3 separate regions of the Mus musculus genome follow, and regions 2 and 3 are each linked to region 1. The links are chromatin loops, found by intact Hi-C in ENCODE. Cell type or tissue: gastrocnemius. All regions are shown on one strand. Each heading gives the region's core, and the rest is flanking DNA. Links, peaks and the distances in the headings are about the cores only.

Region 1 (10,567 bases), core at 1,004-9,003:
GGATAAGAATGTCAAATACTTTGCACAAGTTTGTAAGATTCCTCCTAAATAGAAGGAAGTAGAGCTATAATTGAGAGTCAAAGGCATCGATCAACCTTTAGGCCATGCCTGCCTCTTTCTGCATCCTAACTTTGACATAAGGTATATTATTAATCTCTCTCTCTCTTTCCTAAAATATGAAAATGTACTGAATGCTATCTTTACCACAAACTTTCTCATGCCCATATAGGGTTTTTAACAGAACAGGATAAGGCCTCTCTAGAGAAGCGCCCTCCACTATGTTAACTGTCCATTCACTCAAGGGGAAGATGATAGACTAGGGCCCACAGGCTAAGACTAGCTTATTGTCTGTTTTAAATAAAACTGTACTGGGACATAGATTCCTTAATTGATTGGCACTTTGTTTATAGTTGCTTCTGTACAGCAGGCTTTAGTGCCCATGCAACTGGTAGAGCATGGTCCATAGGTCTAATGTGTTTAGAATCATCTCCTTTGGGAGTAAATTTTACTGACCTCCAGACTAGAACACCCTTGACCTCCAACACATCCAGATCTCTGGTTTAGTTCCTTGAATCTTATTTCATCCTATAGACAATCTTCCTGAGAACACTGACCGCAGGATGACTAAAGCTGGCAATGGGGTTCCAGCTTCAGGTCCACCCTCTCATTCTAGGTAGCAGCATGATGAAAGGACAAAGGGGAAGAAAATGTGAAAGGCCAACTCATCAGACTTTCCAAGTGTGGTTTGGCAAAGTGTGGTTATAGAGTGGGCACGATACCCTCAGGCTACACCTCTGCATCCTGAAAACTTGTGAGGATTACAGCTCATCAGCCATGGGCCAGGGTGCCTGAGGAGATAGTGAAGGTTCCATTGTGAGTATGGCAGCTAGAACAAAGGTCTTAGATGATGGAGCTGCAGAATGCACTCCGTCCATGGACTGCTACTCCAAGTCCTACTCCTCATTTGTTTCTGCAGGTGCTATGGCTTGAAGCTGGCTATATATTTTCCAACAGATCTTGCTCATTGATAAATTGGTATCTCAAACTTAAAGATTTCAACCCTCCATGTATTCTCCTGTGCCCTGTGTTGGACAAATAAATGTCTGCCCACTGCAAAATTCTAATGAGTGATACATGCATTTTTTTGTAGAGTCTTGAGTCATTAATGAAAAATGCATTTTAACATGACTTCAAATTCAGTAGTGCTTTATATTTTCCCTCATTCTTACCATGTGTGGTTATTCTGACACCTACCTATTAGACCATGTAAATCCCCTCCCACCGTTTCTCCCCCCCACCTCTCTGATAAACTGTTTTCTTGAAATATGCATGTGGTTTTGAAATTCCCCTGGGACCTTACAGTATAAGGTGCTGTGTGTTTATATGTGTATGTTTAAGGTTCTTCCTTCATAGCCTGGTAATTATGACTGCGTAAGTATTCCATATGAACTTACCTCCATCCCATGCCTGATGCTTTAAAAGCCTCAGGAGAGCTGGAAATGGTAGGGGAAGTGGCCTTTGTTGGGCAGAAAGCCACACACTACACATTTCACACAGGCCTTCTGTTCCCTGTTGCTTCCTCTCTACCTTTCTGTTGCCAAACCACCACAGTTCAGCTAATTCCTTCTCAAGCAGCATCGCACCCAACGCTGCAATTACAGTGGAGACAGAAATGGAGTTAGAAATGAAGTAATATGGAGGAAAGGGGGAGGGAACGCTTCCATGATTCATCTCTAGAGCATGGGGCAGGGGGGTGGCCATTAAAAATATAGATGTGGTCCAGTACTCACCAATTTTACCCAAGAACCAAAAGTAAGGAGAAAGAAATGAAAATGAGCTGTTTTGGTGAAACCCTGCCTCCCCTGGTCTCTTCCCAAGGAAGCAGATTGCTTCAGGGGGCAGGTATACATTTCAGGCAGAGTGTCAGGCCTGTCATCATAAATAATCACAAATGTTTCACTTAGAAGAGCCATGAGCCAAGCCAAGGAAAAGGCTGGGGACTCTTAAGAGTGTCTGGTCTTTACACTTTGCAGTGAATATGCACGGCCTCCTAAACTTTCCCAAATAGATCCATTTAGCCAACAATACTTAAAAGAGATCTTGGGATAGTATCTGGACAGTTGTGTTGGAGGAACATCCTGATACCATAACTAAGCTAAACATGAACATAATCATCCATTGAATGATTTTATGGGATGATTTGTTTATGTCTGTTGCACAATTTCTGTTGCACTGTTGTTACCATGAAATCCAGTGCAATTCCCTTGGTCCAGTTTATCCTGACATATACATCTCTCCCAGAAGCATTTTGCTTCCATCCCAGAATTTCAGTCTAATTTATTTTAACATTTTTTGTGCCTTTTCCTCTTCTGAAATTCTCATTCTTACTTCCACTTCCAGCATGAAGTCAAGATCTGGGGTATGCCTCTCCCATAAGGCCACCAGTCTACTACTGTGCTATTTCTATTAATATGTCAGACACTCAGTCCTGAGTACCTTTCTAACGTGGTGGCTTCCCAACTCTCCCACTCTCCCTGACTCTCCGCTATGCTATTTTCCACACAAATATTCCTCCTAGTATTCATATCTTATCAGTTCCACAAATGAGTTCAGCAGTCTTTATTGGAACAGCATTTATCTTTCCCTCCACTTGAAAGTCCTTCTCCAATATCTAAAACTTACTTCCTCTAGGAAGATTTCCAAGACTATCTACCATTACCTAAATAAAAGGCACTCCAACTCTCATAACTACCAACGTAATTATGTTTCTCACAAAGGGGAGATGGGGGAAGGAAGGAAGGAAGGAAGGAAGGAAGGAAGGGAGGGAGGGAGGGAGGGAGGGAGGGAGGGAGGGAGGGAGGGAGGGCAGTGAGCATCCATCATAAAAAACACCATCAGCTCACCATTTCCCGAGATGCTCTACCCTCTCTCACCGCGTGGATTTAGTCTCACCCCATGTTTCAGGTAATGAAGCCTGTTCTACTAACCAAGTTCATCAAATTCCAATCACCTATTTGTACCCAGTCTCCAAGGCCATGCCATAGTCTGTTTGTTTCCTTCCTGTTTCTTGGGTATATCATAGCTAATTGTTGCCAGCGTATGGACTCAGCTCAACTGCCACAATCACTTTGTACCTCACAGCATACTTTTCCACATCCCTGAGTTATCTCTGCTATTACCCCAGGCATCATTAGTAGCAAAGGCTGTATCACTTAGGTCCACAGCACTTCAATAGCTGAAGTAGCGACTTAGATGTATTCACGTGCTGTGCATGCTTTTTTTTTTTTTTTTTTTTTTTTTTTAAGAACGTGTTTGAACTTGGCTTCGCATAGTATTTCTATGCATGCTGCCTCATGTCTTAGTCAAGCTGTCAAGAACAAGGCTGATTCGGAGGAGTACAGCCAATAAGGAAAAGGCCCAGAATCTCCCCACAGGCCTTCTGTTCTTTTCTTCTTGGGGTAATAAAAAGACATACATACACACATACAACACCTTCATCCTAGCACATATTTGATAAATTACCTACTTATGGGCTATGACTGTAAGAGTCAACTATGACTTCAGTTTCCAACATACACTATTCACTAAATTTTCCAGTTATATTCTTGAGAAAATATAGTATTCTTTCTTCAAAGAAGAAATTAAAATAGTGATCAAAGCTAAGCAAAAATATTCTAGAAACTCTGTGCCCTGTCTTATGGTATGGATGCTAAGTGTTCTCAGGAGGGCCATGTGGTAAAAGCTTGGCCACAGCCTATAGCAGTTCTTGGACATACTAGAACTTTCTGGAGATGGACCCAATAAGGTGGAGTTAGATTACAGGGACACCACCTTGAACTTTGCCTCTCCTCTTTTTGCTTTCTGGTGACCATGACCTGAGCAGACTTCTTCATCAAACACTTCAGCCATGGCTGCCTCATCTCAGGCCTCAAGACATGACCAAGAGATGACATAAACTATAAAAACTGAGCTAAAAATAGATCTTTTCTTTTTTTATTTTAAGTTCATTTAAGTATTTTCCTGAGTGGACAGCCGGTTGAGACACCCTCAACACCTTGGGCCTGGTGAAGTCTGCGTGATACTATCAGGTTCCATGCCTCAATGAAGAACACCTTCTATATTTTACACATGAGAACCTCTAAAAAATAAAAAAAGATCAGTCTCACAAAGCTTAACTTCTATAAATATAGAACTGCCCACCCCAAGTCCACAGTGATGTTGATCTGGAAATGCATCCAGTTTAAAGACATATAATTACATTCTGGGGCATTTTTAAAGAAAAAAATCATTTCTGTGGCCAAACTTAGGAACTGTATCCCATATCCCAGAGGTTTCACTCCAATGGCTGTGAGTAGCCCTCTGTTTCCCAATAGCTACAGGCAAACTGTCAGTCTAGCTAAATTAGATAAGGAAGGACGCTCATTTCCTTGGACTTCAGACCAATGAAAACCTTTCAACTATAAGAATTTTTGCAAGAAAGGATTTGAAGTAGCAAGGCATCTGTATCTCAAAATAGGCTGTCATCAGGCCATTTTCAACATATATTTTTTTTCCTTCTGGCTTCTAGACAAACACAACACGATTTCCACATAGGAGTGGGCAGACAGCACCTTCGTCATAGTCTTTGTGCTGGTCAATGGAAAGACCTTGGGGGCAGCTTCCAATATGCCTGGGCACGTTCACAATTTTTGTGGCTTTTCTCAACAGTGTTTTCCAGTTAAGAACTGTGAACATTTCAACCACAAGCTAAGGGCCCCCCAATAAAGGTCTATGTCATGGAAGATGGGGTACACTGAACTTTAAGAAAGCCAACACTTAGGAAAGATAGCGATTTTTTTTTCTAGGCTAATCAGTGGGGAAAAGAAAGAGAGACGGAGACCAATTAGACAGCAAGGACTGAACAACCTATTCCGATCGTCTCCTCCATCCATCTTTGTGCAGGGACAATAGTAATAAGCCTGGGTTGAGAACTCGTGTCCCCAGTCTTCGTGTGACCCCCCCCCCCCCCCCCCAGAATGTGCTCTTTGTCACTGTCTACCAGGATAATCAGCTCAAGGAGGACTGAAATGAAGGAGAGAGTGAACATTTTTCAAATTCTGGATCTTTGGAGAATCCTTCCTGTAGCCTCCTCTGAGTGAGCCCCCTTCACTCCTTCTGTGCCACCTGGGTCACAAGTATCAGCATTTGCCACACGCCGTATACTTAATACTTCTCCAATCTCACCGTTTGCCCCGGAAAAACGAATACTTCACACATTGCTCCCCAGAGCTCAGCTCTGGCATGCTTGGCACACTGCAAGAACTGAATAGATACTGAATTAATGGGCTGACTCCTAACTCCATGGAGATAAGGAAGAGAAGGGGGAGGAGGGCGACTCTTAGAGAAGCTGACTTCCACTTCACTCAGGGAAAATCATGACAAGCAAAGTCTTCCCCAAGTCAATTCTGTTTTACCAGAAGTCCTCTGAGGCTGGACAACTAACAGTCCGGATGCCCGAAAAGGGAAGTCTGCTTTGAATGGTCACCAGTTTACTGATTCTGTGAGTATTCCATTCCAGGCCATTAGCCTCCTGGTTGATCTATGAGAAGAGTCTCTCGCGCCACCTTCCTGTAGGAGGCGGTACTGTCTCCCAGGTCTGTCAGCATCTGAGCTGGCTACTGAACTCCACTGAGCTCTGGCAGTAAATTTAAAGAGAGAACTTTGAGCAGGAGAGGTCTGCGGTTGGGAAATCATCTTAATCATCCACGATTGAGCGGATTTGATTAGAAGAGTGATCTCAGCAGTCAACATGAAACCTTACACAGACAGTAGGAGTCTCCGATGCATTCCCAGAAGAAAATCCCCGCAAATGAGATCTGAAAATCGGTCATATCCCCTTTTTCTTTTTTTTGAACTGTCACTTTATGGATTCGAAAGGAAATTCGTGTACAATCACAGAGCTAGTGCCTTGTAGAGTTGGCACAAAATTCAGCTGATTACAAGGCCAGAATTCATTTCGTTGCCCAATGCTGTGGAGCCCACTATAATATAACACTTAATTATACAGGTTTGGCAATACAAGCCAAAGCATATCCCAAACATAATAATAGATGCTTAAACTACATATGGGAAAAGCATGCTATAACTTGGTTAGCCTATGACGTGAAGACATTCTGAAGGGACTGTTTGCACTGTTTTCCCACCAAGGGCTGAGTTGTACTCTTGTACCAGGTGGGGAGGGTTAACTGTGCTGTAAACTGTAAAACACATGATCTCACCAAGAGTCCAAACCAAATTCAAGAGACTGCATATGAGCAAACCACTAGGCTTTCCAATAGAGTACCTGCTTACACTGACCAACATCCCTGAAATGCTGTTATTAATTTCCGTCTTTACTGATGAGAATTGGCTGACAAGAAATAAGAGTCAGTATGTGAAGCCACTTTGCTTTGTGATCCAAGCCTGAGTTTTCCTGAGTAGTCAGGGCCCCACAGTTGTTTATGTCTCTGTAACTGTAATTTTACCTAAGTTGCTTTGCCCTTCTGGGTCTTATATAGTCTCTATGGGTCCCTCTATCTCCAGAATTTTTCTGACACAAATATTATGATTGGGAGAAAAGGATTTATAGGTCAATAATGTAGAGAAGTAATGAAACAGTTTTCTTTGAGGCTGTAACCCCTGGTGGGTCAACCACAGTCCCCTGGAAAGTCACATTTCCAGGACTACATGGCAATGCAAATTGGACTTGATGGGTTTAAATTAATGAAGAGGAAACAAAGTTAGGTGAGTGGGAAAGGTCTGGGAGGAGTCGGGGGAGGGAGATGAATATGTTTTGTGAAATTCTCAAAGATCTAATAAAAATGGCAAAAAACAAACAAACAAACTAAATGCAAGCACAATGGCCAGGAGAGTCAGTTCCTTTCTGCTAGATTCCTGTAACAGCTTATAACAACTGAGGGACCTCAGTGAAGGAGCAAGATGGCCACTATGTTTTATGTGCATGTGGACGAGCTTCAGTTATATACCATTATGGGTACAGCTGCGGCTGCAGCAGCCATCACCCTAAATGGAGCCAGGAATCAGCAGTTCTGAAAGATGCACAGCCTCAACATAACAGGGCCATTTCAACTCTGTACCCTAGAGCCTAAGGCTGTGCCTCTCCTTTGATGCAACTCAGAGAACTCATGTGTAAAGAAAACAACCCATCTCTTTACAGAACTGTAAGTGTAGTGGGAAACACCCTACACAGCCTAGCAACAAAGAGACTCAAGATGTCCCAGTATTTACTGTTTAGATGGTTGTTTCATAACAAGTGTCCTCAATTTCTTTATAAAATTCAAAATTAGCTATCATTTGTCTCTGCCCTGTGCCTGCGTGCGTGCATGCATGCATGAATGTGTGTGTGTGTGTGTGTGTGTGTGTGTGTGTGTGTGTGTCCCACCAGGACAGAGGTAAGTGTGCAGAGAATCTTGCAGCTCTGCCCTTCTGCACTTTCCTTAACCACTGCTGGAGCACGTCTGCTGCCACCCAGCAGCTGCCGGGGTAACTACATGGACTTCAGATATGCTGCATTTTAATGTAACATTAAAGATTGACAGCAAGCGAGAGCAACTCAAGAGAACAAGAACCCAAGATTCTAGACTCTAGGACAGATTGCTAGAAAAGAGCCAGCTCTGCAGAAAACCACTTTCTCCTTTGAGCCCCCAAGTCTTTAGTGGCTGCTCTAATTGTGCTTCAGGCTCCTGTCTGTCCTGACACCATTGCCCTGATACTGGAGGCTAACAGCACTTTCAGAAGAAAAGCTTCATCTCTAATATTTCCTTGTTATCCAGAGGAACAGACTTTGACACAACGCAAAGCAGGTGTCCTCGCATTATACAGTGAGTGCCAAGTAAATTTAGGGTCTGCTCAGGCATTCCTCGGGAGGGGTGAGATCCATCCTGATGTGTACCGGAATCCCTAGGCAGCAACTTCCTAAGGAGGTATTTCTCATTTAAATATAACTTCTTGGCAACCAAATATTTATCTGGAAGAAATTGGGAGTGGTCTTGTCCAATCAGGCACCTGGGTTTAGTCCACTGCTCAAAAATAACAGGATTGTGGCATTTGGGGAACGCCTCCCCACAAAAGCTTGCCAAGAAATAGCTCCGAGATCCTACAGCATCCACCCATGCTTGTCAACACGCCTCCCTGGTCATTATGAGTGAGTGGACAGGGCCACACCCAGGATCAAGATCAAGTCCAGGGCATTCTTGGCACTGATGCCCAGAGGCAAAGTCAGGGTGTGCGTGACAAAATCCCCTGTTGCCTGTCATCACAACTTGTGATACAGCTTGACCTTTTCTGAGGATGGTAGGTCTCTAAACCCCATGGCAATTCTGATTCAGACTCTACACCCTTTCAAGCAACTCTTGAGTGATCTTGTGCCTTTAAGAGGGTGAGAACTCAGAATTTTATGTATAACTCTCCTGTCAATCCTTCTCACCTGGACTTGTTCAAAGACCTGGTGGTACTTTTCTCAGTGGTCTAATCCATCACACATACCACCCAGTTCCAATTACGCACTTAACATGCACTGAGCACGGAGCTACGTGCTTGTCACACAAGATGCTGTGCTGTACATGGTAGAACAAAAAGGTGTGCAAAGCCTCCAGGCTTTAAAATAGTTGACTCAAATTAGCCAAACAAAATAAATGAAACACTCTGTCCTGACTGTCAGCGCAGGCCGTGGGTATGAGCACCTCTGTCTATCCTCTCTGTGTATACTCCAGTTACCCAGGAGACCCTGTGGTGGTTCCTAAGCAACTTGTTGCACATTTGCATCTTCTTATCTGTTTGGCAAATTTTTCTCCTCAGTCTAGGAGCCACATCCCTCTTCCAGGTCAAAATATGTTTATCTGTAAACTTCCCAGCTCTAAAACAAGATCGCCTGATCTTCCCGCAGCTTCTCTCTTCCGTTTTTCACAGATGCGCTGTCAAGTTATGTCTGTCTCATAAGACGTAAGAACACAATGAGATCTCAAGCAGACTGAGGACAGGGACAATATATTTCATCTCTTCTTTCCTACGAAGGCTACTAGTCTTCCAATTCTTGCATAGCCACATCGAACTTGCCATAACTAACCATTGATTCTGAGACCTAGGTGCTTACAATTCTAATTTACTATTAAAGGAAAGAGATGGTCACCAGAAAAACACATGGCAGTTATCATACAAAATGCACAACAGGCTGCACTGAAGTCACGTAGACCAGGCTTGACTCCAACCACAGTGATCCACCTGCCTTGGCATCCCAGTTAGGAAAATGTTCATATTGTTTGGAGCTTTACAGGCCACAGTGACCCACCATCCCTGACTTATAAACCATAAAGATCAGGAGATACTTATCACTTAGTCTTCTTGTTTATAAGTTACTTTTTGTGAGAACACACTTCTCATCATTAAATGTTCCAGATAGAGCCACTGGTGCTTCATGTGACCATGTAGTGGTTTTAAAATCGTGCCTTGAACCTTTTATATGCATTTCTTGTTTGGTCTGAATTGGGGCATTCGATCAAGTTCATCGGGACAATTTTATATGTAACTTTCTGATCAAGAAATAAATACTCGATCTCTCACCAATAGTGCTCCATTGCCTTAGGGATAGCCATCACGTTGCTGTTGCTGTTACCATCAGAAACCTGACTCCCACTCTCAGAGTCACAGAGTAGACCCCCAATGAAGGGGATGACTAAGACCCCTCTCCTCACAGAGCAGACCTGTTTACCTGCCTTCTCTGCTCCAGGACTCAGTGGCTTTCAAGATTGGCTACCCATTAGTATTTATTCTATCTCCAAGATAGTTAAAAAGAAATGATCATCATCCAAGAAAAGAAAACAAGCAAAATAAACTGAATAGAAAGTAAAAGAAAGCTAATACATGTGGAACATATTACTTGTATATGTGCACCACATACATACATACATATATACGTATGTACTTATGTATACTTACATATATGTATAATATATGTGTATTATAAGTATATATGTATACATATATACATGTATATGTACACATATATGTATGTTATACATATATGTGTATACCTGTATATTATATGTGTAAATATATGTTACATATGTATACTTATATATTATATTTATATACATACATACATACATGAACATACATTTTTTTCAAATGATATTAAGCTCCCATGTTATGAGCAATGGCAAATCTTTTCTCTTGATGAAGAAAGACCAAAAGTGGGCAGAGCAGGCGTATAGAGGGAATGCCTGCACTGTTTTGTTGTCCTTTAGTCCCACATTAGTTATAAAGGGGAGGGAAGAGGGTATCCTTAACTACCCTATTGGACCCAACTAAGACAAACTTAGGGAGGCTTGGCTCCACAATACCCTACGTCCATTATGCAGTATTTCAGTTAGGTATATTGCTGCTTCAATAACTGAGGGATCCTCTCAGAGAGGGAGAAAGAAGAATTGCCAGGCACCCATACAATACCTTCCGCATTTAACACAACTTTCTCCTACTCCAATGGCTGATTTAAGGGCATGAGAACAAAAATTTCAAGATTCTAATAAAACAG
Region 2 (8,000 bases), core at 1-8,000, 470 kb before region 1:
GCTTTCTGCTGATCCTGCTGCAGACTTAGGTGAGGCAGCAAGGGCAGGTGTGGCTCTCTATGAGGGCCTTAACATGAAATCCTGCAACTGAAGGCTATCATAGAGAAGACAGAGAGAAAAGGAAGAAAGGACATTTGAAATAATTTGGTCCCAGAAGTAAAAGTAATTGACTTCCCCAAAGAAGTTGAGAACATGTGACACCCAAAGTAGGTGTAGACAACTCCCATATTTCCCTGAGACTTTGAATTAGTCATCCAGATGGAAAAATGTGGGTACTTAGTGAGGGGATCTTGCAGAAATATACAATTATTATTGTTGTTGTTGTTATATTGTATTTATAATGCATGTATGGGACTCAACTCTCTGCCACAGTATGCATGCACAAGTCAGAGGACAACATTATGGGGTCAGTTTTCTCCTTCCTCCTTTGTGTGGATTTAGGGGACTAAATTAGGTCAGAGCTTGAGCAGGTGATGTCTTTACCCACTGAGCTACCTTACCACCCCATGCATAACAATGCCATTGGGACAATATATCCTCATGTACAAAGCTCATGCCTGAGACCTGTATGGGATTATAAAATGATTAAAATAATAATGTAATAATAGTTTAAGGCCACTTATAATTTTCTGGGAGCTGCTTATAGGCTGTGGTTTGAACAGGGTTGCCAGTGGTTATTCTACTTTGAATATGTTATCATTGATGATGAATCTCAAAAACAACAACAACAACAACAACAAAAAAAACCAAAACAGTTTTCAGGGTCGCACTACTCAAGTGACTTGTAAGCATGAGATAAAATGTTGGCAAAATCACTTTAGGAACACACAAAAGACTGGGAATCAGCATGTGCATAAATGCACACATAGGCATCTGTAATTCTAATCTCTGTTCATGCTAAAGAAACGTCAGCTCTTGGTCAGAAAGGAAGAGCCTGATTTCATGTTAAGGCTCAACCAAATTCCTCCTAGGCAGTCACTGGAGTTTAAATACCAACATGAAGAAATTATTTCTCCAGTGGCCTGGAAGCAAGGTGCTGGATAGCTGGTGGCTGAGTTAAATTCTCTCATGCTATACAATATCCCTGGCCACATAGAAAGGGAAGCTTTGCAGAAGTTTTGTTTTGTTTTGGGAAAGAAGGGGACAGGTTTTGGCATATAGAGAGGAGATCTGCTTAAAGCCAAATATCATGTTCAAATAAAATTATTCCAAGGGATTTGGTGAAACAAGGGCAGATTCAGCTCCTTTGCTTAATAATATGTTGCAAATAGAAGGGAGGGTCAGAAATGCATTCCGGTGGTGAGGACCCCACTGGCAGCACCTGCCTCAGTGACATTCTATATTACACACCCTTGGCTGCAAGACTGGTAATTCAGTATAACACAGAGATGCCAGCTAATCTCAGCACACACCTGCATGTGCTCTCAGCAGCTCCCTTTCCCACAGACACAGCTAAGACCTTCCATCCCCACCTACATCAAAACAGCACAAAACCCATGATATGTTATCTCCTTTGTTACTTTCAGGAAAAATATAATATATTGACCTCAATATAGGTGGAATGAACTTCCCTGCAAGGATTATCAATAACCTACCTCATCATTTTTCTTCTTAATGGAGCCAATACGTAATGTCAAAACTATCCTAGAACCTTCATTCTACATCAACCTACATCTGTCATGGTATTTTACTACAAGGAAATATTCTAACATTCTCTTTGAATGTAATACTACATACATCATGACTCATTGGGAGGTAATCTACCCAAAAATGTACCCTTTCCCTTACTAATATTGGAGCAAATCACCTACCCAGAGAACGTGTCTGAATCTGAAGAAGAGGGGAAGAAATCTAATGCATACATAAAAACACCAATAAAGAGAAAAGTCTCATTTTATTCCTTGGATTATGAGCAGATTCAGGTTGATTTAGAATTAAGAAAGAAAAGCATCCGACTTTACAAATAACCCAAAGGATAACTCCCCTTCACTACGAGGAAATGTAAGATGAACTTCCAATTCCTGGTTTCCCTTTGAAGAGACCCCAAAAGCATGCAAGAGGTCAACAATATTTCGTAGTGCCTCAAGTACCCCAAAGCACACAACAAGAAAAACAGGCAGTGTCCGCAGCAGCCACAGCCACACATCCCAAATAAGCCCTTAAGAGGGCAAGTTTGAAGTCTGTCTCCAATTGTTTCAGTGCTACCTTGAAGCACTCAGTGACCAATTCGTTTTTCCTTTGTAAACTATATCCTTGAGAACAGCCATATTTATAATGGTAAGAATGTGGTAAAGTCATAATTGGAATTAATACAAAAGAAAAAAAAATCACAGAACCCACACAGGGTTGAGGGAGAAGAAAATTAAGAGCTGGTATGTGGCGGGATAACAGAGAGTCACACACAGCAGACTGAGATGGAAAGAAGGGGGACATACATGACATGACGACCTACAAGTTTTCATCCAGGGTTGGGAAATTAATCCTTACATCTGGTTTACTAACATGCAAAGGCACTGTGCTCAGCCACACAGGCTCGATCTGAGAAAAGCACATTGAGTGACAAGAGTGTATGAGTACATTAAACTAGGGACTGTATTCCCTAAAAACTCATTGGAGAAACAGTACGACAGCATACACATCCAGGAATAGATTTTGTTTTTAAGAGTTTAAACAAGATTCAAGATGGTGAGTGTTTTATGCTGCACTGTTTACCAAAACACCAGAAAGGAAAAGGGGACAGAGAGGGAGTGAGTATCAGAAGTGTTGTTAAAACCCAAAATATCTATGTAGCCCTGGATGGTCTGGGAACCACTCTGTAGACCAGGCTAGCCTTAAACTCACAGAGATCGGTCTATCTCTGCTGGAGTACTGGGATTGGGCAGTGGTGGCACACACCAGAAGTGGAGGCGGAGACAGGTGAATCTCTGTAAATTCGGCATCGGCCTGGTCTACAGAGTGAGTTCCAGGACTGTCAAGGCTACACAGAGAAACCTGTCTTAAACTCCCTCTCCCTCTGCAAAGAAAACAAAAACAAAACAAACAAACAAATCCATCATGAAGCAGCTACTTATGCTCCTGGGAGGATCAGGCAATACTTTATTTTTTTCCTTCCTGGAATTAGGAACAGGAAGCCAAGGGCACAAAGTCTCTACCTTCCTACTGACTTTCTGAATCGTATGGACAAGATCATTTCGGACCCCAACTTCTTGAGTAATATGAGTTGTTCCACCTTCAAGCTCTATCTGCAGCAGAGAAGAAAGGCTTTGGAAATGAGCTCACACAGGCAGATCGCTGGCTACCATAATCTACTGGCTCTGTAGGAAGGGTCAGGCTGGAACAAATCCCTACACTGGCCCCACAGCCACCTGGCAGGGACTCCTTCTCCCCACCTCTCTTCCTGCCACAGTAGTCTAGCTGCCAGACATGTACGAATTGTGCTCTTGATAGTTTGGGGGGGAAAAAAAATCTTTCCTTCCAGCACTTTTCCTGACAGCCCCAGCCAAAGGGCAGCCTGTTGCCACCTGTCAGTTGTGGGGATTAATTACCTGAGCTGAGGCTGGGAGCGGCACATTCCTCCTGGGGCCTCACCCGCAGATGCAGATATTAAGCAGGTGGGCTGTCTGCTTTCTCCCTACTCTGAAGACCAACCAGTGGGTCCACTGCCCGGCAGGTGGGGATCAGGGGATACTGGTTATGTATTCCGTAGAAGCATTTCCAGGGAGAGGAACGTGCCCTGGGACTTGACTGGAGGTCATAGCCAACTCTGTGGCTGTGTGAGGGCACCCACCAATGGGGAGACAGCTTTGCCTTCGCAGCTGGAGGGAAGCATATTGGCACCAGCCTTGGGCAGGGGCAGTGGCTGGGGTGGCGCCTGCCAGCCTCCTACTTGCCGAAGGATATGAGTTTGGAAAGCCAGTTAAGAAAGATTTGACATACTTGCTTGGTGATTTTGCAACCTTCTCTTCAGCAGAGTGAAATGGCCTCCTCTGTCTAGTCTCGATGGCCAGTGTGTTCCCATGTTAGCCAGACCTGGCCAGGCACACGGTCACAGTCACCTTCTCAAAGCTGACTGTGGCAGGCACTTGTCTTCGGGTGCTCAATACATAGTTAGCTAGTTTTCACGTATTACCACAAATCATATTCACCAGGGCCAGAAAGCTAAAGAGAGGTGAATTGCCTGCCGTGTGAGCAGTTAAATGTTCATACACTTTAATAACTCAGAGGGCTGAGAGGAAAGTTTGAAAAGATTCTCTTCTCAGTGCTGACCAAACATTTGCAACTAGTTTTCCTCTTTAACAATCCCAGGTATTTACCACAGTGAGGATGAGAAGAGCAGGTTTCAACAGTGAAATTCTTCCACTCTGGAGTGTTAAGGGGAAGAAAAACTTTACTTCTCACTCCCTCCCCCGCCCCCCACCGGACCTATTCTGTTTAATTCCCTAAAGAGTGAGAGGCTCGGAGAAACCATCACACAAGGAGTAAGTGAGAATTTAAAACCCACAACTTCTCATTTGCAACCTTATAATTGTCTCCTGTGAAACACCTGTAAGTCCTCAGGATGACAGGGGAGGGGGGCAGATAAGGAAGCTCCATGGAACGAGAGACACACAAGTCTTGCCTTGCTCCCCTCTCTGCCCTTCCCTCCCTCCTTGTGTCCCTCCATCTCCCAACCTCCCCCTCTATCCCACCACCTCTGTCAGTCACACTGTTTCTCTTCCATACACAAGCTGCACAGCCATCTAGGACAATGGGTCTCAACCTTCAGCCACTTTCTTGATAAACTAAGATCAGGCTGAGGAAAGAGAAGGGGCAAAAGGTTTGGGGGTTATTTGAGGTCACTTGGGAATCTCAGAGTCAGCCTGAGGGAAAGGAAGGACATTTTCCCAGCCTAAGGGCAAGTGATAGCTAAGTGGTTTCCAACTGCCATGACCCTTTAATGCAGTTTCTCCTAACCCCCCAGCCACAATCTTATTTCACTGCTATTTCACAACTGTACTTTTGCTACTGTCGGGTCATACACTGCCACAGGGCTGTGTCTTTTGCCTAGTCCAAGACAAAGCCTCACATCTGAAGGGGGAGGCTTCCCTCCCTCTCCTTCCATGCTGCTATAATAGAACTCGCTGCTTACACAGGCATACACTCTCTCTTTTCTAAAATGCCTCCTGGTAAACTAATTCCTCAATCTCTGCCTCCTAATGAGAACAATATCCTTTGGAATAGAAATGGGTTGAAAAACCATTTGATGCTGGGGGCTTCTATAGCTCTCTTCCTGTGTGATAGACCAGGCATTTCTAACAACATGATACTATAGTCATCATCAGCACTTTTCTCTTTCCTTGTAGAAGTACTGCTTCTTTGAAGTTCCGTCCATACACCTACTCTAAAAGGAGTCATGATCATTTGCTGGTGTCTGTGGGGTATTTGTCTTTTCTTAGTAGAAAGCTGGATACGCCCTTTAGATGAGAGAAAATATGTGATTATTACCAAGGATATGGAAGCTAATGGCATATAATTGGTGTTCACAGAAAGTGCCATCACTCACTAGTTTATAGATCACTTCAGTCTCCTGTTTATTTAACTCTCGGGAATAGAGGTTTCAATAGAGACTTTGTTTACAGTAGCGTAAGGGTAGAAATTCAGATTTGAATCCAGGGCATTAACTATACATACCTTTATACAACATAAGCACATCACACAATGTCAAAGCCATTGTTCACGTTCATTTATAGATCCCTGCTGTGATCAAGTTACTGTACCACCTGCTAGTGTGAGAATACATGCAGAGTAAATCTCTCCCCTACCTTTTGGAAAGCAAAAACCAACATATTTACTCATGACATACACCAGAAATAAATTATAACTGTAATTGAGGGTGAGACAAAAATGTGATCAAACTTGAATCCTGAAGTGTTTTCATAGTTCAAAATCTAAGAAGGCATTGAGAAGACCTGAGAACTGTTAACATGTCTCATGGTTGTAGCTTTGTGAGAACTTCAATATAGGCCTCTGAGCCCTAAGTGTATGTGTTCAGCCTTCTATCATGCCCTCCCTTCTCCCTCCCTCCTTCCTCTACCTGCCTCTCAGCTGTTTTCAGTAGATCAATAACATTCTCTGACTAAATTCAGGGGGAAAATTGGATTAACTCCTACAAGGGTGTAGTTGCTAATTTCAGTTTTTCATCCATATCCTGAACTTGAGATAGACATATACATCCTTGAGGATTGCTGCAAGAGCATAAAAAATTGAGATCCATACCTTTTAATGAACTGCAATGGTTACCCCACCCACCCACCCACCCCCAAAAAATCCTCACCCCTTCCAGTATGATAAAAACTGGGAACAGGATCATAAGACAGACTAGACAACTGGAGGTATGTTTGGTGAGCAGAATACACTCAACTAACACAGAACCGATGCACAGTATAATGGCTTTGACAAGCCTTCAGATGGACACAGGAGTTCCATAATTACCTCTGAAATACATATATTTCTTCTCATTTGCTATTGAAGTGAACCGACCGAGAGTGCACACTTTAGAGAAATTCTCAAGACTTTCAAAAAGCTAAGTTCTATCCCCCTTTCCCAAGCCACAAATCTCTGACCCTGACCTGCCCAAGGCACAGCACAGGTATGCCATCCTGGGAGACTTTTGCCAGGTGACATTATGCAGAGTTGAATCTGGGTCTTCTATCTAAGGTAAAGATAACATTATCACCTGCAGCCATCTGGATGTACAGAAGGAGAGAGATCTTTGCCACACAGTGCTTGTCCTAGTGTCAACCATAGGAGGAAGCACGGTCGGTCGGTGTGGGAGCAAGCTGCCATCTCATCATATTGATACTGCTCGGTCAGAAAGCAGAACCATTGTTTGAATGACGTAACACATTTGTAAACCAAATTCCTAGAGATTCATTTTGACTTAGGTTTAGCCACTATTCTGACTAGGGTGGGGTGATAGGTTCATGGGATGAATCTGAGCATTAAAAAAAAAAAAAAAAAGTAGAGAAAGAAAGGAAAACATCAGTAGGCTGAATACCACATGTGGGAAGAACCTAACTGATAATTAGGTACTATGTGGACCAGTATTATGTAAGTGTCTGAGAGGTCAGGGAGGAGGGGGCAAGGGAAAGACTTCACACACTGCCCTTTACCTGCAACGTCTCTCAGCAGCTAATCATCACATTACTTCCTATTTCTTTCCAGTTCATCTGAGATGGCAACATGCTTCATCTTGTCCACTTTGTCTGCATGCTTTCTAAACTCCATATTCTAGTTAGCTCTGGCAGCTAAAAGCACAACCTTGGCTATACCATGGAAATAAAAGTATACTCAATGACTTCAGAAGTAATAGGGAAACAACAAAGTAAGCTAGAAACAGCAGTTACTCCATGCCGAGTTGAGCATGATAATATGTGACATTCCAGCTGTTTGAGAATCTATGGCTGGAGGATTGCGCATGACCAATTTTGAGAGCATAGTAGGACCCTATTTTGGAAGGAAGCAGGACAAAGAAAGGAGAAAGGGAAAAAGGCAATAAAGAAAAGGAGGAAGGAGGGGGGAAGGAAACAGTAAGAAGCTTATGGATAGAGGAAGAAGGAAGTGAGATGGAAGAAAGGAAGGAGGGAGGGAGGGAGGGAGGAGATTTAAGGAACTCCATAGATGCATCGTTTGCATTAAACACTTACAATATCTTACTGGTATTATTTCCTAGAAAGGAAGGGAGCCGGGAGGCTGTACAGTGTGGAGGGACTATGAGGTATCAAAAGACTCAAGAATAAAACAAGAAAGCAAATCAAAGGTCATTTTGTGGCCATAGTGAAATGCTGCCTCTGGCTGCAGGGCACAGTGTTTAAGTAGAAGGCCAGCACACTGTCACGGACACAGTGCTCACACAGGTGGGGCTGCTGGCCCTGCTTTGATGCATAGGTTACATAACTCTTTCTTAAAGAAATGAGGGAAATGCCTGCCAGCACAGCAGGGCTGTTATGGGGATTCAACAT
Region 3 (10,567 bases), core at 1,415-9,414, 150 kb before region 1:
GACTAAGTCTTTAATCAATGAGATAAACACATGTCCATTTCATCTTTTATAGCAGGGTTCTCTCAGTAGTTTCATTTCATAGTTATTTCATAGTATGACATTTTTTTTACGTTTGTTTAGCTCTGAAAATTTCAATTGTTTTCTGTTTTCCATTTTCATTTTCTGTAAATGTTATAAAGTGTTATTAGTCATATTTCCCAGGGAGAGTAAATAAATAGTATTAGTCTAAATTGGTATTTGCCTCTACACAGCTTCTTTCTGAGATAGTTTAAGAATTTCCTAACATCCTTAAGTTGACATTTTTTCTCTGACCATCAAAAATATAAATACAAGCTCTTGTGCTCATATGGAAATGTAAATACAAGCTCTTGTGCTCATATGGAAATATATATATAATGATAATTCCATTATACTGTTGGCCTCTTGGTGGCCCACCAGAACTTGAGGATAATAGCTTGTTCCTGAAGACACCAGACATCTCAGTTGTAGTAAAGAAAAGAAGCTGAGGCTGGATTGGATGCTTTCTCCTTGCTGTCTACTTTTCATACTCTGCAGTTGCTGGAGGAAAGAAACCAACATTTGTCTTACACCTCTGTGAACCTGTAAATTTCGAAACCAAATAGCCAGGCAAAATGGACCCACTTGAGCCAGCCCCTAGGCCCCGCCCCAGCTCCCAAAGACATCTGCATGCACATGGTGACACAGAAATCCATGCTTAAATTCAGTGAGTCACGAAACAAGATAAATAGACATAGATGTAAAAAATATAGATTTCTAGAGAAGATCAGAAGTAGATAAAGGAAGAAAAGAGATGGGAAAGAATAAAAGATGACAGAAGCCAGTACACATATGTACTTGTGTGAAACTGTCCCAGAACACAGTAGTTAAAAGCTTTAAGTCTTAAAAATATTTCAATGGATTGGGAGAAAAAAAAATGTCCTGCTACTTATAAAAGACGCTTTATCCAGTGGTTGGAAGGTGGCAACCCGTGAAGGGATGATGACAACAGTGTCAGGCTTGCTCTTTTCCACTATGATATCTTTTTAATAATTCTGTATAAATTTAGAACATGATATAATGCCATCATGTCAAGGATCAGAGGGAAGAAAGGAAAATTGGGTAGTGGGGTTTTAATTTTGAACTTACAATGCAAAATAATATAAAGAAAGGTCTAGAACTGAGAGATTCTTATATATTAATCTCTCTAACCACCCATAGAAAACTGAGCATGGAATGGAAATAGACTTGTCAGGGTCCTGTGGACAGGGTTGTATGGAAAGGAAAATCCAGTTCTATTTTCTTTTAGAATCAGGGTCTCAAAAATCAGATCCCAGTTTTCTAATAAATGAAATGTTTTATCCTTTGCAAATCAGACAAGAAGACCCATGGGGTTTACCCATGAGAAGCAGGAAGCCCTGCCAAAATTCCAACCAGCTCTGCACACTTTCTGGGCATCTGCCGAGGACCAGGGCTGATGCCAAGTGTTCTGGGGCACAGAGTTGAGTAAGTCATGGTCATTGCTCTCATATTCAGTGCTGAAAGCAGGGACACATTCAAGCAACCGGATCCCAAAGCCGGCTGTGATAAGTGTTATCTTAGATCCCTGGAGGAGACAGGTCACACGACTGGAATAGCATGAAGTCAGGCCTGCAGCTGAGGGCATGCTGTTATTTAGGAACCCTATCAGGTTCATCTCACCACTTGGCAATGACCCCCAATCCCTGCAGTTTCTTGTCCTGAGTGTGCTGGGTCAGGGCACTTCCATCTGCCTCTCCTGGAGTCTCCTGTTAAGGCTACTGGTGTTTGAGGGTGCTTAATGAGAGTGAGAAAGACTTGTCCCATTTTTCTTTGTAAAGTTTCTAAGCTCACTGGCACTATGGGGAAATGGCCCATTTAGAAGTAGCTCTCTTTTCTTCTCTCCTAACATGTCATGAGGGCTGCCAAACTCTGGAGGCCCAGTATTTTATTCATCCAGAAAGTGAATGAAGCCGAAAATGTCTTCTTAATCTCATTTGGTTTTGCCCTAGTTGTTTGACTGTCTTTTTCCCTGTCTGGAACTGGGCAGTGCCAGCAGACAGGGACCCCCTGATTTAACACTTGATCTCTTAGAACACCTACCAGAAGCTTCAGCAAATGAAACAGCTCAGTGCTCTTGTACTGAATTCAGCCTTGATGCTGTCCTGTAAGCTCACGCCCATTTCCAAAGTGGCTGCCAAGTTTTCCAAAGGGTCTTTAAACCTGGATTTAAAACTGAAAGGAAAGAAATAGGACCTTCCTCTACCAGATAGTATATCATTTTTGAGGTTGTTTAAAATATGAAGCGTAAGGAAGTAATTAATTTGGATGGTAAAAAGGAATAAAGGCTTAATAGGAAGTCGGAGGTTTGACCTGGACACTGTGTCTGTAACCTCTAAAAGCTTCGTTCGGCTCGTTCTGAGAACGGTTCTTCTTTTTGAGGGACCTGTTCCCTTATATACACTTATTCTTTGCACTCTCTACAATAAGGGCAATAATGATCTATGGGTTTATAGTTCATAAAGGATTGATTATATACAACACAAAGATAAGCCCACCCTTTCAATGTAACAGTGCCATGACCAAGACCTATTTAAACAGAAGGTAAACTGAAGCCGAGGAGTGCTCCACTCCAGACTTGCTTTAAGGCAGGACTGACCTCTATGGCTGACTATCCTATGAGTCAGATGCCTGTGGTGTAACTGAGACGCAAAAGAAGTGCTGTGGCTTTGGAATGGGCAGCTCTCTGATCTGAAGAGATCCAAGAAAGCCACAAGTTTGGGCTTCTGCTCAGGGTTTTCAGTGCAAGCAGAGTTCAAGGAAATCTTCCTGCTTCTTTGCCCTTCAGTCTTCACTGCCGACTGCTCCTGTTCACCCATGGCCCAACTCACCTCTCAATAGCAACAGTGAATCATCAACTCAGAAAGAAAACACAGAGTTGGAGTTGCAGCTCGTGTCTTGCTAGTTTAATTAACTCTCAGCTGTATCCATGAAGGTCAACTAGACCCACACCTCAGATCACAATGACCTCTGTGGCTTTCTAAGTCAGGCTACATGCCTTTATAACTTGACTCTATCATCCTGTTTTCCCTTCATGACTCCTACAGCTGATCAATGACAAAGTCTGAGACATCCTGCTCCTGTGGTAGATATAACCCAATGAAATTTATATCTCTAAGTAAATTATATCATGTACTTGGACATAGACATTAACATTTTTTCATTGACTTGGGAAGAAACAGGCTCTTGTGGAGCTTAGGCTGACCTTGAACTCACTGTATATGTAAGGTAGACCTTCAGTTCCAAATGCTTTTACCTCCTAAATGCTGGGATTAAAAGTGTGTTCCACAATACCTGGCATCCTTTATTATCTACTCTCTGGACTATTTCATAGGCTTGTGCTCCTTTCTATTCACTTGACATTCCTGAAGTTCAGACACACTCTGGCTCTTGTTGCCTCTCACCCGTCTCTCTGTTTAAACACCGGGGCCCAAGGCGCTCTGTAATCTGACTTCATCAACCAGCCTGGGTATATTGTTTTCCCACTTTGTGGACTATGTTATTTATGCAAACCTGCCCCCACATACACACATGCCTTTCAAACCTTGATAACTTAGTGCTGCTATCCTAGTTCTCCATGTTTCATTCAAACATAACTCCATTTTCACCAATACAACTTAAATGAGAGCTCTCCCATTACATATTGACTAGGCTACATATCTGTTCATTTTCTGATCACCACAGGCTATTGTAGTTTCCTCCTAGGGTAAGGCACTCATATTATATTACCTAATTTGATCAGTTCTATACTTCTGGTAGACTCTCAGAAATGAGGACTCTCCTTTGCTCGAGGACTTCATCATTGGTGGATAAGAGGCAACTGAGATACACCGAAACGAAAAGTATCAACAACACTCAGCCAGTTTGAGAGAAAATGGGCCGATCAGTGGCGAAGCAGCTCTGTCAAGCTCCTTTTAAGTTTCGCATTCATGTGTGGAAGCACATTTCTGGTATTATATTTCTCATGCTGGCTTGCCTGTCAATGTGTACCACTGGGGAGTGCAACACACACACACACACACACACACACACACACACAAACCTCAATAGCAACGTGGGTACAGTGACATGACAGAGGAACATCTCAAATAAAATCAGTCATAGTGGAGAAAGACAGAATTCCACAGCTACCTTAGATGTTGTAGGTAGGTTTCCTTCTTTGATTTCATCTAAGCAACTGCTATCTATAGCATGGCTACACTTGACTAACTTTCATAGTAAAACTGGTTCATGGCAATGTGAAAATTCCATACCTAGGTGGAGTTTTAGAAAAAAAAATGCAATTCAGAGAAAGAAAGCAGTTTCTACCAAAGTAGAAATTTCAGCTAGCCACTGAACCATTATAAAGTCTCTTTATTCTGATATTTAGCATGCCTCATGTCAACTGTTACTCGAAGTACAATTATTGACTTGGTGAAGGATTCAGCAGGCATAGATACCTATGTTTGAGTAGTATCAACCTTAGAATGATAAAGGATGATTGGTTCTCTCCAAACCTAAACCCAGCCCTTGCGTGAATAAGAGAAAGTAATATCAAATAAAGTAATACACAGAGGATTTGTCTATCTGTCACCCAAGCAGACATTCTGTCTAGAGGACATAGCCTTTCAAACTTGCCTGTTTGTGACACCACACACAATCTAAAATCAACTTAAAAGTTTCAGTCTATGACTAGATTGAATTGAGCCCATGCAGTCTAGTGGTGTGTCAAAGCTCTTTGCCATGTATGAGTTTTCAGGACAGTCCCCATGGGCTTTCTGACCTGGCCTTGCCAGGGAAGATTCTTCTTGCAAAAGAATGAATGTGTTCCATGCATTCCTAATAATCATTGAACCCCCACAGCACAAGAAACTGGATTCCCAGTCCAAATACCCAGGCTTTTGGATACAAAGTGAGCACAGTGTGCCCAGCCAGCCCTCAGAGCAGGGACAGCGTGTGCCTCAGGCCAAAGCCTGGCCCTCTGTCCCAGCAGCTGCACTCTGAGGATGAGAAACAGGGACATGGCCACCTGGTGCTTACCCACCCCTTCCACCTGACAGGAAGATGGTTTAAACTTTCCCTTGCACAATGTGCTGGAGGTGGAAGAGGGAAGGAGACAAAAAGAATTGGGCAGGTTGATTTCATCAGCCCTCGCAGTAGCACCCCAGTATTTCTTTGAGAAAAGATGTTTGGCAGCTTAAGCCCAGCATGCTCAGACAGATTCCACTTAACAGGACATCTGAGCGGACTTCAGGCTTCTCCTCCCTACCTCACCTCTCCTCTTTCTCCTACCCTCCGGAAAGAAGTTTGTTAATCGGATGTTAAAAGAGGTTTATGGGTTCAATTTCAGCAAACATGAGCTTTTCTTCAATAGTAAGTTCTCTGCAGCTATTGGGAAATACGCATGCGGAACATCTCCCTCACTGTTTAAAAATAACTGGGGTCCACTGGTTGTTCTTGTTGTCCCCGATATATAAGAGCAAAATGCTAGTTTTAGGAATTTGAGGGATTTTAGTATGTATATATACATATGAACCACACATTCATCTAAGCATATTTTGACATAAGCAAATATACTTGAATATGTTACTTGAATATGTATATATACTTAAATATATACTATATACAGTACACATATGTGAATGTATATATGTGTATGTATATGACTGAAAGCATGTATTTATATATGTGTATGGGGTATATGCATGTATGTGTGTGCGTATCCAATGGAGACCATAGGTTGCTGCCAAGTATTGTTTCTTTAGAGCCTTGGTGTTTTTTGAAACAGGGTCATTCACTGTAACCTGGGGCTCCCCAGTTAGGCTGGCTGGCCTAGAGATCTACCTATCTCTGCTTCCTCTGTACTGGAATTATAAGTATACAACAGCATGCTCATGTTATTGTGTGTGTTCTGGGTAATCAAATTCAAGTTCTCATACTTGTACAGCAAGAAATTTACCAACTGAGCTATCTCCTAACACCTTGAATATATATGAGAGACATTTTAAAACATCAGTACACAGAAGAACTCTGGTTATATATGGTCCTATTATAGTGTCTTGATAAAAAGAAATTAACTTAACTCTGTGTTTGTGGACACTCGGAATCTATTTATTGGTTACCACATGCAAATAGTGGTACATTTCTTGCTCATGATCTTTTGGTGTAGGTATTCATATGGGAGAAAACGAGAGCCAAAGAAAAGACTGTTCTTTCTATTGTGTAAGCGATGGATGAACTTGGATTCACAGACATTGTGAACAGATCCAAGATTGGACCACATGGGAGGTTTGGGGCTTGTAGAGAATGAGGAAGGAAAGATAAATTCTGAGGCTACAATTGGCTCATTACAGACCACAATTTACCATTGCCAAAATCTTTCCTTATTAAGCAACCTTCCCCAAAACACTCAGACTTTAATTGAACTGCAGCTTTTTAATTTTCTCATCTTTTTAATTATAACCCTAAAGCACCCAAAGACCCATGTGGCTCAGTCCATGAACCACAGTTCAACTGGTGTAGTTGCAGTAGGTGAAAGTTATTACAGAAAGTTTATTCTTTATTTTTAACCATGTAAGGACTTTGAGATGGATCCAAAAAACCAATCTATAGCAATAGTTACAGAATTTTAAAAGATGCTTAATCACATGACAACTATGACTCCATTGTCTTAGCCCATTTATATTGCAGAACAGTTCACTTTCCTCAGCAATTTCCTCATTAGAACAGAAAAAAAAAATGGCAAAGAGACTAAAGGATTTAGCTGTCTGAGATGACTAAAGGAAGTTAGAACTTGCATAACCTGGAACAGTGGTTACTTCTCTTCTATATCATGGACATTTCTCAAATGCCTCCTGGACCTGGAAAGCTAGAATCTGTGCCAGCTCCTATCAGGAAGATAATCTCTCACACAGACAAAAGTTGGAATATTGAATGGTGAACTGTTTGAGAGGTGACCAGGTTTTCCATCACAAAACTTCAAGTTTTGTATTATTGGCTCCTAGTTCTTGTTTCTGTTGCATCATGGGAAGGATACACATCCAGATTGTGTATGTTTAGCTAAAAGCTTAGTTAAAGATACAAGCAAGAGAAGTCCTATAGAAATACATTTCACACCTAGCATAACCACTGGGACTTTGTATTTATAGTTAGACTACTAACATCCTTTCTTGTGGAATGGTGGCTACACAATTATTAGAGAAATTATATGAAAGGTAGGTACCAACACATTTTAAAGTAGAAATAGTGTCTCCAGAGCTAGTGGTCAGAAAGTTTAAGGAAAGGAATAGGAGTTACAGGACTAGGAAGTGGTTTTCCTTTCTTGTAGAAGAGACTAAATATCGCCAGTTAGCACCACTTACTGTAATGGGCCTGGGGTGTTTACTATGAGCTACATGATACGTCATCACATTCTGGATATATGAATATTAACCAAACATGGAACCCCACTAGACTTAGCATGAGGAACACACAAACACATTTGCAGTGTAGGCTCTAGACTTTATTCAAAGCTATTAGACACTCAGTGATAAACTTCTACAATAGACAGTAACTCTAACAGCTATGGAAACAAACCCTGTCAGGCAAACAGCAGGCAAAGGAAAGAGGAAATATGCCTCAGCGTCTACACTTGTCTCACAGATTTACTCTTCATTCTAACCGCCGGTCTGGATTTTTTACAAATGAAATGATCTTTAGTGCTCTCATCCAGAATTACTCAGTTGAACAATTGCACTGATCATTTGTACTTGTTTCTTAGATATTTGTCTGTTTCTTATTTTAGAGCTTTAATATTCTAACAATTGGGTGTGTAGCTACTGGCATCTGGGACTAAATTGTCTGCTTTCTATGACATTTACTGAGAGCCAAGGAGTTGGCTGAGTGTATTAGTCAGCTATGCATAATTTCCATATGTTTTCTCAAATTTTATGTTGAAACATTTAATTTTCCAGGCTCCTATAACTTTATGTAAGTTTTAATCTCCTATGTCATATTATCTGTTCTAACATACAACACGAGTCCATTTTCTGCATTTTATATCTAGATCTTCCAGATCTATAACTAAGAACAAGTCTTTTTGTTACATTACTCAGTTTCAGGTGGTTTGTTATAACAGAAAATTAACTATTATAAATATTATATTAGAAAATAATCCTTACCTAAGAGTTCTAGTGATCTGAAAATTGCATTAAATCCAAAGATGCTCTTCATGTAAACTTAAGGAAACACTAAAGAACAATTGTGTGATAGCCTTGTTCTGACTGAATACTTTGCACTTACATGTCTCTCTTTCTCAAAACAAATGTAAGTTGAAAAACTTCTATTATTCAAATTAATAATTAAGGCTCTTAGAACCCTGTATTTGCTCTTGTAATATCACATGCCTAGCTAGTGAAAACAAAACCAGCCAACCAGCCAACCAACCAACCAACCAAACAAACAAACAAAAACCAGGACATGTCCAAATGAATGATTTTCTATTTAGGATAAAAACGTGGAAACAGAATTGTCACTGACATTCTCTAAATTCCTATGTTGCTGGAATTGTTCACTTTGGTACCTAGAATTAAACGCTGGCCAGTTCCATTCACTGTTGTACTATTAATATATCTGTGGCAGTCTCGGGTTTTGAAGCTTTGTCATTAACTGTAAAATAATAAGTCCATTGCTACCATAACAGACATCATTTTTCTTCCATATGGATTTGCTTTTGCTTGGCAATTTCTCTCAGTGTTCTTATGCAAATGTGTAATCTGATCATCTCAGGATTCCCTCCCCACCAATATCCACCCCCACAATGTTCTTACTTTCAATGGAAGCAGTCTCCCTAACAGAAGGTCCTGGAGAGACTTCTATCTTAATACCATCAGATGATAAAATGACACCTTTCTTCTGGGGACTGTGAAGAGCTCTTGAAAACAGTCTCATTGGCAATATAGTTCCACGTGGTGCTTGGAGAATGTGGTGCTTACTGTCCTTCATTTTTCTCAGTGGTTAGTTTCTCACTCTTGAGTGAAGGAAATCAGAACCAAGGACAAGACTATTAATGAAGAGATATGAAATTGTACCATTTACTTATTTGAGAAATTGAACATTCTTTCCTTAAGGTTAAAACTTTCAGGCTTGTCTTAGAGTTTCTATGGTTGTCATAAAACATCACAGACAACAGCATCTGTTGAGCACTGAAGAGTTAGTTGGATCTAGCAATGTTCTGATCCTGCTCCATCAGCGAGGAAAGTCAGGGCAGGAACTCAAGGCAGGAACCTGGAGGCAGGAACTGAAGGATAAGCCATGAAGGAAACTTGATCACTGCCTGGCTCCTCATGCTTTCCTATACAATTCAGGACTACCTGCTTAAAAGTAGCACTTGCCACAGTGGGCTAGGTGCCTTCCACATCAATCATTAATCATGTAAATGCTCACAGTATTACTGTGGTGGTTTGAATATGCTTGGCCCATGGAATGGCACTATTAGGAACCCTGTTCGAGAAGGTGTGGCCTTGTTGGAGGAAGTGTGTCATTATGAGGGTCAGCTTTGAGACCATCCTCCTAGCTGTTTGAGGTCAGTCTGCTATTAGCTTCCTTTGGATGAAGATGTAGAAATTTCAGCTCCTACAGCACCATGCCCACCTGGATGCTGATGTGTTTCCTGCCTTGGTGATAATGAACTGAAATTCTGAACTTGTAAGCCAACGGTTATTAAATGTTGCCTTGCCCTAAGACAATGACCCATATTCTTGCAGAAACATTTTTTTCCTCAGTTGAGATTCCTTCTTTCTAAATGACTCCAGCTTGTGTCAATTTGACAACATTAACCAAGACAAGATTTTTGTCACATTGACACATCTGTCTTATAATTCTGCTCTAGTATTAAAAGGGTTTGATTTTGCTTTGATAAAGCAACTCACCTTCAAAGCAGCATCAAGACTGCAATATGTTTTCAAAATTGCTAATACTAAGATAAATGCACAGTCAGGCTCAGTGTGACTCAAAGACCTGTCCAGTACCACTCAGGGTAGTTAATCATGAGTGAGGTAAGTATGGGTCCAGACCAGAAGACCTAGTGTCTTCTGAGACATCAGTTTTTCTGCACACATCTTCATATGAGGTAGTGTTTTAGGGAAATTCTTCTTGCATAATTTAGAAGGGGCAAGAAGTGCACTATTGAATGCCTAAGCACAATTCTACATGTGGATGTGCTGCAGAGTAGCTGTGGGTGCTTACATCTATCTTTTGGGGCACTTTTTTCCATCTTACATCTAAAAACTGAAAAGATTGGCATGTTCTATTTAACAAGGATTAGGGGGAGCCTCCCACACATCATGACTCATTCTGAAAAATCATGACAGTATTCCTAAAAATATTTATATATGTAACAGTATGCAGACTTAGTAGGTTATATTTAGAAATGTATATATACACAAATACATATATGTATACAATGAGAGTTGATGAAATAGGCTATGAATTCGAAGGAGAGAAGGGAAGGATATATGGGAAGGTTTGAAGGGAG

The links. A loop is a pair of places that touch in the nucleus more often than their neighbours do. Peaks named below come from ENCODE experiments on the same cell type or tissue, not always from the same donor. Only the 100,000 strongest peaks of a DNase experiment are listed, where the experiment ranks them.
Region 2: it touches region 1 in a loop (2.7-fold over the local background); 2 of 42 quality-filtered maps call a loop at or near these places.
Region 3: a loop joins it to region 1, with 4 times the contacts of the local background. A loop is called at or near these places in 4 of 42 quality-filtered maps.

What each region holds. Positions count from the first base shown.
Region 1 is chr16:25,371,917-25,382,483 of GRCm38, reverse strand. All of the region lies in intron 4 of Tprg (transformation related protein 63 regulated), which reads right to left. Among named protein-coding and RNA genes, the nearest start is that of Tprg, 90 kb to the right of the region's middle. In gastrocnemius, for the core only: CTCF peaks have their summits at 5,608 (motif pointing right) and 7,515; DNase peaks (open chromatin) are centred at 5,603 and 7,474.
Region 2 is chr16:25,845,641-25,853,640 of GRCm38, reverse strand. All of the region lies in intron 4 of Trp63 (transformation related protein 63), which reads right to left. Among named protein-coding and RNA genes, the nearest start is that of Gm24928, 150 kb to the right of the region's middle. RefSeq lists an enhancer at 7,731-8,000. In gastrocnemius, for the core only: no CTCF peak of the experiment used is centred there; a DNase peak (open chromatin) is centred at 3,775.
Region 3 is chr16:25,524,312-25,534,878 of GRCm38, reverse strand. No RefSeq gene overlaps it. Among named protein-coding and RNA genes, the nearest start is that of Trp63, 150 kb to the left of the region's middle. In gastrocnemius, for the core only: no CTCF peak of the experiment used is centred there; DNase peaks (open chromatin) are centred at 1,466, 2,067 and 4,979; H3K27ac peaks cover 1,860 bases.